2 separate regions of the Homo sapiens genome follow, and region 2 is linked to region 1. Evidence: read pairs that join two places in POLR2A ChIA-PET (ENCODE). Cell type or tissue: GM12878. All regions are shown on one strand. Each heading gives the region's core, and the rest is flanking DNA. Links, peaks and the distances in the headings are about the cores only. Region 1 overlaps MKLN1 (muskelin 1). Region 2 overlaps LINC-PINT (long intergenic non-protein coding RNA, p53 induced transcript).

What was found. Peaks named below come from ENCODE experiments on the same cell type or tissue, not always from the same donor. Only the 100,000 strongest peaks of a DNase experiment are listed, where the experiment ranks them.
Region 2: POLR2A ChIA-PET joins it to region 1 with 13 read pairs; 3 of 35 experiments call an interaction of 5 or more read pairs at or near these places.

Annotation. Positions count from the first base shown.
Region 1 is chr7:131,476,349-131,481,728 of GRCh38, forward strand. MKLN1 (muskelin 1) reads left to right here. Exons shown (of 18, transcript NM_013255.5): 17 at 2,275-2,329. Among named protein-coding and RNA genes, the nearest start is that of PODXL, 78 kb to the right of the region's middle. In GM12878, for the core only: no CTCF peak of the experiment used is centred there; no DNase peak of the experiment used is centred there.
Region 2 is chr7:131,054,111-131,059,490 of GRCh38, forward strand. The region is part of intron 2 of LINC-PINT (long intergenic non-protein coding RNA, p53 induced transcript); the gene reads right to left. It also overlaps the pseudogene RNU6-1010P. Among named protein-coding and RNA genes, the nearest start is that of LINC-PINT, 53 kb to the right of the region's middle. RefSeq lists enhancers at 3,060-3,354, 3,125-3,269, 4,779-4,923, 4,927-5,071, 5,085-5,229 and 1 more and cis regulatory regions at 3,197, 4,851, 4,999, 5,157, 5,186. In GM12878, for the core only: no CTCF peak of the experiment used is centred there; a DNase peak (open chromatin) is centred at 3,241.

The sequences.
Region 1 (5,380 bases), core at 172-5,171:
TAAATTTGTTTGCATTTGTAGGTAACATGATTATGTACATTCGAAACCCCATGGTGTCTACAAAACAATATACTAGGACAAGTGAATTTAGCAAGATTACAAAAATACAAGGTCAATAGAAAAAAAAAGCAATTATTAGCAATTTTTATACTAGCAGTGAACAATTAGAAAATGAAAAGCATAGTTTATATTAGCATCAGACATATCAAATGGGTAGAATGAGTCTGTTGTAAGAAATTAAAGAAGACCTTGATAAATGGAGAGATATATTTATGGATTGAAACACTAAAAATTGTTTAAAGCTGCCCATTTTCCCCAAATTGGCCTTTATTTTAATGCAGTGTAAGTTTGGTCTTTGTTGTTGTTGTCATTGAGGAAATAGACAAACTACTATAAAATTTACATGGAAATGCAAAGGTTTTAGACTAGCCAAAACAATTTTGAAAAAAGAAAAAATTGGAAGCTTTATGCTATCTGATTTCAGGACTCTGTATAAAGCCACAATAATCAAGACAGTGTGGTACTGGCTTAAGGATAGACAAATGGATCAGTACAACAGAATAGAGTCCAGAAGTAGACCCATACGTATGTGGTCAGTTGTTTTTTGACCAGGGTACCAAGTCCAACGGGGAAAAGAAAGTTTTTAACAAATGATACTGAATAACTGGATATCTCAAACCTTTCTCACTGTTTACTGAAACATTAATTTAAGATTGATTACAGGTCTAAATATAAAATCCAAAAGAATAAGGCTTTGGGAAGAAAACATAGGAGATTATCTTCACAACATTGGGATAGGTAAAGATTTCTTGGACATGAACTAAAGGCAGTAATCATCGAAGAAAAATATGGATAAATTGGACTTCAAAAAAGTTAAAATTTCTGCTCATTAAAGGACTTTTAAAAACATAGACATTGCCAGGTTCAGTGGCTCACACCAGTAATCCCAGCATTTTAGGAGGCCTAGGAGGAAGGATTGCTTGATACCAGGAGTTTGAGACCAGCCTGGGCAACATGTGAGACCTCGTCTCTACCAAAAAAAAAAAAAAGTCAAAAAATGAGGCAGGAGGATTGCTTGAGTCCAAGAGGTTGAGGCTGCAGTGAGCCATGATCACGCCACTGCACTCCCACCTTGGTGACAGAGCGAGACCCTGCCTCAAAAAATAAATAAATAGACAAGCCACATACTAAACAATCTTTGCAGTAGATATATCTGACAGAGGACTGATACCCAGAATGTATAAAGAACTTCTATACATTTTTAAATTTTTCTTTTTATCCCCCCTTTTCATAACTCTTGCTTAGATAAATACCTATGGAATATTTGTACAATTTCTGATCTTCAAAGGACCATTAATCAGGGCTTACAAATGTTGGTATGATTTAATATCTGAAATGTTAAAGGCTGCAAGCATAGATGTGAAATATATCCTGAGGACTTGGTGATACTAACTGCTCAAGTCTTGGGAAGTGCCAAGTAACTCCATTGAGGAGTTTGTCTGCTCTAATTCATTCCTTTAACTGGTCTCTTTTCCTGCATTCTCATTCAAGATAAATACAAATAGTTCTCCAGATTTTTTATTTTGTGCCTATTTGTTAAATTGCTAATGTTGCAATAGTTTTGTCTTACTCTGTTTCTTCATTGTTCAATTACATTGTCTGTTTTAAACTAACTTTAACTGACAGCCTGGAAATCTAAGCAACATTTACAACATTATGTCCATTAAAAAAGGTCTTTGGGTTTTAACAATATAATTATATATAATTGTGGAATCTCAATCTAAGTTGTAATTTAGGAATGGTCTATACATGCTTTTTTTCTCAGATTTTGATTTACACAGCTGAGACATCAGGTATTTTACAGTGGCTTACGTTTATTTTTGAGATGAGAATGCATATATGCTAAAAATTCAGTAACGGGACCCAGGGCACCAATCTGTTCATATGTGTTAGATTCAAATGACAGTTTTCTTTTTTATTTTGTTGTGCTGTTGTTCCTTAATAAGTACATACTTTAATACATTTTTAAAATAAAATAATTCCAGGACATGGCCCAGTATTTTAGAAAATGATAATAGCCTAGTAGAAAAGTCATTATATTCTGTAATCTGAATGTGTTCTTCTTGCCACTATTTGGTGAATAGACCTATGTCACACATATGCAGAAATACGTAGTTGCTGATAAATGGTCAAAGTTATAGAAGGCTATTTTCCTTCAGTGCACTTAGCCAGCTAATTTGCTGCTTCTTTTTTTTTTTTTTTTTTTTTAAACAGTTTCAGCTCCTGGCATCAGCTCTATTCAAATCTGGTTCAGATTTTACAGCTCTGGGTAAGTATTGCAGTATAATTTATCCAGCTAGATGCCCTAGCATTTGGAAGGTTGGATTTTGGTTTCTTTTACGTGAAACATCAGGTGAGATGTTTCAGTCAAATAGATGAGCAAATGAAGTTTCAAGGTATCATGCAAAATTTCTAATAACCTGCTACAAGGTTGCTTTGAGGTATCATTTTGCAGTTCAGTTTGCAATGACTATTATACCAATTGCTGTGTTAGTATGCAAACAGATAGCAATAGAAACACAGTCAAAATAAATTAATTTGTATAGCACTGCCTTGGAATGCAGGCTGTTTTACTGATACACACTATGAGATAATACTTGTTGATTAAATAGTTTTTCCTCTCAGTTCGTTCTTTGTGGAATTGTGTGTCGTCAAGAGAATAGCGATGGGGTAGGCAATGTTTTGGGAGCACAGAAGATAGATTATCTCTTTCCTGAAAATGGGAGTTTTGTTATCTTAATTGTTCAAGATAACTTCTGGTTGAAACTCAAGTTTTTCTCAAACACTTTAGTCTTAATTTAGTAATACTCTCTTTTAGTATTAATGAATTATTAACTAGACTGTAGGCCGGGCACAGTGGCTCACACCTATAATCGTAGCACTTTGGGATGCTGATGTTTGAGCCCACCAGGAGTTTGAGCCAAGCCTGGGCAACATAGTAAGACCTCGTCTCTACAAAAAAAAATTTTTAATTAGCCAGGTGTAGTGGTGTGCGCCCATAGTCCTAGCTACCTAGGAGGTTGAAGTGGGAGGATCACTTGAGCCCAGGAGGTAGAGGCTGCAGTCAGCCAAGATCATGCCACTGCACTCCAGCCTGGGTGACAGAGAGAAAGACTGTCTTTAAAAATAAAAAATAGGCCGGGCGTGGTGGCTCATGCCTGTAATCCCAGCACTTTGGGAGGCTGAGGCAGGAGGATCACGAGGTCAGGAGATCGAGACCATCCTGGCTAACACAGTGAAACCCCATCTCTACTAAAAATACCAAAAAATTAGCAGGGTGTGGTGGCGGGCGCCTGTAGTCCCAGCTACTCAGGAGGCTGAGGCAGGAGAATGGCGGTAACCCAGGAGGCAGAGCTCGCAGTGAGCCGAGATTGCGCCACTGCACTCCAGCCTGGGCGACAGAGTGAGACTCCGTCTCAAAAAATAATAATAATAATAAATTTAAATAAATAAATAAATAAATAAATCAGCCGGGCACGGTGGCTCACGCCTGTAATCCCAACTACTCGGGAGGCTGAGGCAGAATTGCTTGAACCCAGGAGGGGGAGGTTGCAGTGAGCCAAGATCGTGCCATTGCACTCCAGCCTGGGCGACAGAGGAAGACTCCATCTCAAAAAAAAAAAAAAAAAAAAATACCAAGACTGTAATAAAGTGGGTGGTCTCTAGAACCCAGACCTTTACTTGGGTGAATTTTCAAGGGCATTTTCATCAGGATAACTTATGATAGCTTCATTTTTTACCAAGATAATCGTCTTGAAGTATGGAAATTCCCAGCTTTCCTCTGGTCAGTGAATGCATATTAATCCCATTGATGCTGGTGCAGTTATTATTTGCCTTAGAGTTGAGCAATAGTATTGAAATTTTCCATTGTATGTAATATAAATACTATTTTTTATGTTTGGAATAAAATAACACTTTGGGATATCAATTTAGTTTCTTCATTATTTGACCTTTTATCTCTTGAAAGTGAACTGTACCTCAAAGAAAAAAGAGTATATATAATTCTGGTGCTTTTCACTGGGATGAAAAAATAGAGGTGTTCTTGAGGTCTTGCCCTTTATCCATAGCGAGTGATTGAGGCTTCTCGACTGATCAAGGCAACTCCAGTCCTAAGTTCTAACTCCAGAATATGTAGGATTCCTCAGGACTAGACTGAGCAGACTGCTATAAACGTGACTCCAGAAGGTTCTCCTAAGAATTTAGATAATGATTTACCACTATTCATACACTCGAGTTGAAGACCTTAGGCTACTAGAAATCCCCAGTCTGTGAGCTGGAGAACCTAGGTGTAAACATTATTTTGGAAAGTTCATGCCCTTCTGAATTCTAGCATTTGAAACAGATGTACTGATACATGAATTGGGGGTCTGGCATATATTCTGTTTAAATGATTATGTGCCTTATGTCTGATACCACAGCCCAGGCCCATTATTTTATTTATTAGTGCATAGCACTAAACTATCTCTAACTGACTTATTTTTAGCCTTTAGAACAAGAATTTCTTGGCAGCAATTTAAATATATCAATTAGGGTGGTGTCAGCAAATATTTTACCTTCAGCTTAACTCCTTTCTTTTGACTCTGACCTATTCACTGCCAACTAATATATTTTGTCAGGAATAGTTTGTTTTATTTGGATTCTAAACAAACCTCAGATATACTGAGAACAATACAAACACAAAAAGAGAAAAATACAAGCAGGGGAAATTCCTGTGGGATGTTGTTTCCTGTCTTGTCTGAGGGGAGGTATTATATAGCCTAGTGATTAGGAGGTTGGAATGTGAGATGGTGGTTGAGAGTCAGGATCTCTTTTAAAAGTGATCTTGAGCAAGTTATTTAAACTTTCTAATTATCAGTTTCTTTATCTGTAAAATGGAGGTAATGGGAATACTTACCTCAAATTGCTGAGAGAATTAAATGAAATAATTCTGCAAGATAGTTATCACAGTAAAGCAGTAAATGCTCCATTCAGGGTACCATTACTATTGACTGCCTTAAAAATTTAATCTTCTAGCCAGGTGCGATAACTCATGCTTGTAATCTCAACACTTTTGGAGGCCGAGGTGAGATGATCATCTTGAGCCCGAGAGTTCAAGATTAACCAGAGTAACATAGCAGGATCTTGTCTCTATTTTTTTAAAAAAGTCACCTTTGTAACACTGGTGAATTTGGATAAGGAGCAAATTCAGATTGTATGCTAATTTTAATAATGAGAAATTTGATTTAGTATTTATAAACAAGAAGTACTTTTCATAAGGTTTCATGCCTATTTAGAGTTCCTGGTTCTTGTTCTTATTAATTTTCTGTCAGACTGTTCTATC
Region 2 (5,380 bases), core at 302-5,301, 420 kb before region 1:
CTTCGTATGCCCCCCATCTAAGTTACACCATGCTACTCTCCCTCTCTTCCTCTCAAAAGTACTCTGTACTCTTCCTGCAAAGTGCTCATCCAAATCTGTATTTGTGTGTTTTTAGAAAGCCTATCTCCACCGGACTGTGACAACTTCATGAGGGTGTAGAGCTCATGCCTGTTTGATTAGTCCCTTAACCACCACTGTTCCCAGCACCTGAGCTTCGTCCTTGGCACCTTGTGAACCTACAATAAATATTTGTTAAATGAATGAATAAAAGACTGAGAAGCGGGGGCAGGTGGCAAGGACAATCTAGTTATTTTGGTCCATTGTTATCTATGGTCCTAAATCCAACTACATCATCAGCTTTTCCCTCTATACAGGATGATTCCAATCACCATAGAAGGTCTGTGGATTTAGGAAGGGAGGGAGGAGGGAGGGAGGAGGGAGGAAGGGAGGGAGGGAGGGAGGGAGGGAGGGAGGGAGGCCTTCTTGCCTACTGGCCTTTCCTCTTGACCCCAGGGTCCCACGAATTAACTCCCCATTTCTCTAATCCAGTTTTATAAGAATACTCAAAAGAGCTGACTCCATCCACTGTCTCCAGTTCTTTCTTCCCATTCCCATCAGGCTTTGTCCCCACTGCTCCCCTAAAACTGCTATTGTTAAAGCCAGCAATGTCTTCAACTGTGAAATACCCAAAAGCCAGGTACAGGAAGAGGTGCTTTAAAGGAATTATCTCATCCATTTACTTATTTCTTTTTAAAATTTTTTAAAATTGAATTTTAAAAAGATGGAATGCTTCACAAATATGCATGTCATCCTTGTCCAGGGGCCACACTACTCCTCTCTGTATCGTTTCAATTTTAGCATATGTGCTGCCAAAGTGAGCATTATTTGTTTATTTTTAGACAGGGTCTCACTCTGCCATCCAGGCTGGAGTGTAGTGGGGCAATCTAACTCACTGCAGCCTCAAACTCCTGGGCTCAAGTGATCCTCCCACCTCAGCCTCCTGAGTTGCTGAGACCACAAGCACATGGCACAACATCCAGCTTTTTTTTTTTTTCTTTGCTTTTTTTTTTTTTTTTTTTTTTAGAGATGGCATCTTTCTTGCCTAGGCTGGTCATCCACTTAAACAGTTCATAGGCTGGCCATGGTGGCTCACACCTGTAATGCCAACACTTTGAGAGGTCAAGGCAGGAGGATTGCTTGAGTCCAACAGTTTGATACTAACCTGGGTAACATAGCAAGACTCCTTCTCTACAAAGAATAAAAAATTAGCTGGGTGTGGTGGTGCATGCCTATGGTCCTAGCTACTTAGGAGGCTGAGACGGAAGGATTGCTTGAGTCCAAGAGGTCAAGGTTGCAGTGAGCTGTGATCATGCCAATGCCCTCCAGCTTGGGTGACAGAGCTACACCCTGTCTCAAAAAAAATTTTTTTTAAATAAATAAACAGTTCATCACCACCACCTGATGAGGTAAGTACCATTGTTATCCCCAGAGACAGGTTAACTGAATTCATTCAAGACTACTTGGGCAAAAAAGCAGCAGAAACCATTTTCACTCAATCTAATGTTCACTGTTCAGTCTTCCTCTTACTGGACCTGCCAGCGGCACAGACAGAGCTGATCACTCTCCTCTTTAAGCACTTTCTTTGCTGGGTTGCCAGGACACCACAACCTACTGACTCTCCTCCTCCTTCACTGGCCATTCCTTAAACTTCTTCTCATTATCCACCTTTTAATGCCAGAGCGACCCAGGACTCTCAATTCTCAAACTTTCCTGTCTATACGCTCTCCTCCTGGTCATCTCAATGGGTCTCAGCACCTTAAATAAGAGCCTGAACCTCTTCCCTGAACTCAAGGCTCATATTTTCAGCCACCTCCTTGACATCTCCGCTTGGATGTCTAATAGACATTCCCCTTTTAACATCATGCCATGCCAAACTCCTGATGTTCCCCTAGTGCTCCACGCCTGAAGCTCCTACAGGCTTGCTCATCTCAGGAAACAGTAACTCCATCCTCCAAGATGGAGTTTTCTCTTTCCCTCATATCCTCTGCCCAATTCATGAGCAAACCCTGTTGGCTCAATCTTAAAACTACATCTGAATTCTAACTACTTCTCCCTGCTCCCACCACTGCCATCTGAGCCTACCTCATCTCCATCTGGATGACTACAATAGCCTGGGAGCTGATGCTTCCCTTGCCTTACTTGCCTGCTGGGAACAGAAAATGCATTAATATGACCACACTGAAGTCTTTCCGTTGAGATTGTCATAGTAAAGATGAATTGTTTGTTATATTTGTCTCTCAAATATTTCAGGAAAAAGTTGTTTCTTCCATGTTACGTTAGTTCTGAATATTTAAATTGCTTTCTATTATGAAAACCTGTATTAACAAATGCAAGGTCCTTGAAAAAGTATTCTATTGTTGCCCTTGACTCTGAAATGAATTAGAGTTCTGTGTGGGCAAAAATATTAGCCCAGCTCTTAAAGGTCCATGGAAAATGTTGTTTGCTTTCTTCAAAGCTTAAAAGCTTCCTGTTAATCATCAAAATAAGATATCTCCACTGCAGGCATTTGTTACTTGAAGACGAACAGAACAGAATCAGCACCTATATAAAAACCACACTGACAATATCTAATATTTTAGAAAAAATGAAATCTGATGGTCCTGTTAACAATCATGGTATTTTCTAAACCCCTGCCTCCTTTTTTGTTGTTATTTTTTGTTTAGTCAGGGTCTTGCTCTGTCACCCGACTGGAGTGCAGTGGTACCCGCATAGCTCACTGCAGCCTTCAACTCCGGCCTCTGCCTCCTGACCCTACTGCCTCAGCCTCCTGAGTAGCTAGGACTACAGGCACACACCATCACATCCATTTTTTTTTAATTTTTTTTTTTAGAAAAGGGGTCTTGCTTTGTTGCCCAGGCTGGTCTTGAACTTCCAGCCTCAAACCATCCTCCAGCCTCAGCCTCCCAAAGTAATGGGACCAAAGGTATGAGCCACTGCACCAGGCCTCAACTCCTTTCTTTACTACAGTCCCCAAAAACCAGAGGCCTGGATTCAGTGCCTCTAAAACTCCTTTCTGCTAGTTTGGCTCCAGCGCTCAGCACATGCACTTCCCAAGTCGTTGTTTTCTTTGATCTCCTTAGACTCTCTGCCTCCTAGAGAATCTAATCCACATGAACTGCGCTCCTGGATCTTTTACATAACTGTGGTTTTTCACAAGGTTCTTTAAACAAAGGTCCACGTGATAGATTTCTGCTCAAGCTTAGTTCCAGGAAACGTTTGGTTTCTGCAGATGTTTACATGCTTCCGGCTGTCAGCACATGAAAACAATATAATTCTGTTTCTTTTCCTCACTTTAGCAACTGGAGAGCATAAAATCAAATATATTGTTCAAATCTGTTCAACACTGGTATATGGAAATACTTAATCCTTAAACTTTTTTTTAGGTGAGGTTGGTTTTATTTTTTATTATTTTGCCTTTTGGCCTAAATGTGGTAAGTGGTTTCAGAAACATGAAAAGCTATAAAATGTAAAATATACAAGACAAGAACAAAATAGAAAAAAGGCTGGGTACACTGGCTCAGTGCTTGTAATCCCAGCACTTTGAGAGGCTGAGGCAGGAGGACTGCTTGAGCCCAGGAGTTCAAGACCAGCCTGGGCAACAGAGTGAGACCCTGTTTCTTTAAAAAAAAAAAAAAAAAAAAAAAAAATTAGCTAGGTGTGGTAATGTGTGCCTATAGTCCTAGCTAACCGGGAGGCTGAGGCTGGAGGTACTGTGAGCTGTGATTACATCACTACCCTCCCGCAGTTACAGTTAGAGTGAGACTCCATCTCTAACTATGAAAGAAAAAAATGGAAAAAAAGAAGAAAGCACAGTGGTGATTTTCCAATGAGAAGGCATGAATACCCAGAATCAGACTGTCATCCCAAAAAAAAAAAACAAAACTCTCTTCATAAGCAAAGTTAAAAAGAGTCCTCCACACTCTTTTTTTTTTTTTTTTTTTTTTGAGACAGAGTTCCACTCTTGTTGCCTAGGCTGGAGTGCGATGGCACGATCTCAGCTCACCACAGCCTCTGCCTCCCAGGTTCAAGCAATTCTCCTGCCTCAGCCTACCGAGTAGCTGGGATTACAGGCATGTGCCACCATGCCTGGTTAATTTTTTGTATTTTTAGGGGAGACAGGATTTCTCCATGTTGGTCAGGCTGGTCTCAAACCCCCGACCTCAGGTGATCCGCCCACCTGGGCCTCCCAAAGTGCTGGGATTACAGACATGAGCCACCGCACCCAGCCTCCACCCTCTTTATTTAAACCCTGTTCACTAGTTTGAGTAAAATAATCAGATATGTTTTCGGTTCAATTTCCCTAGCAACACTTAAAAGTTTGAAATTTTTTACAATCAACTTCAGTAAGGCTTCTTTAAACATTATTTTGAAAATTAAAAACATTTTAGAAAAGCAAGCTAAACTGGTTGTATGACAGGTATACATTCTAAGTCATTTTGAGAGGTGACACCGTGCTGGCAGCCCTCGCTTGCTCTTGGCGCCCACTCTGGCCACACTTGCGGAGCCCTTCAGCCCACCGCTGCACTGTGGGAGCCCCTCTCTGGGTTGGCCAAGGCCGGAGCTGGCTCCCTCTGCTTGCGGGGAGGTGTGGAGGGAGAGTCACGGGCAGGAACCAGGGCTGTGCGTGGTGCCCGTGGGCCAGCACGAGTTCCGGGTGGGCGTGGGCTCGGTGGGCCCCGCACTCGGAGCAGCTGTCTGGCGCCGCCAGCCCCAGGCAGTGAGGGGCTTAGCACCCAGGCCAGCAGCTGTGGAGGGTGTGCCGGGTCCCCCAGCAGTGCTGGCCTGCCAGCACTGCGTTCAAATTCTCACCGGGCCTCAGCTGCCTCCCCGCGGGGCAGGGCTCAGGACCTGCAGCCCACCATGCCCGAGCCTCCCCACCACCGTGGGCTCCTGCACGGCCCAAGCCTCCCCAATGAGCGCTGCCCCCTGCTCCGCGGCACCCGGTCCCATCGACCACCCAAGGGCTGAGAAGTGCGGGCGCACAGCACGGGACTAGAGGGCAGCTCCGCCTGCATCCCCAGTGTGGGATCCACTAAGTGAAGCCAGCTGGGCTCCTGAGTCTAGTGGGGACTTGGAGAACCTTTATGTCTAGCTAACGGATTGTAAATACACCAATCAGCACTCGGTATCTAGCTAATCTAGTGGGGACTTGGAGAACCTTTATGTCTAGCTAAAGGATTATAAATACACCAATCAGCACGCTGTGTCTAGCTCAAGGTTTGTAAATGCACCCATCAGTGCTCTGTGTCTAGCTAATCTAGTGGGGACTTGGAGAACCTTTACGTCTAGCCAGGGGATTGTAAATACACCAATCAGCACT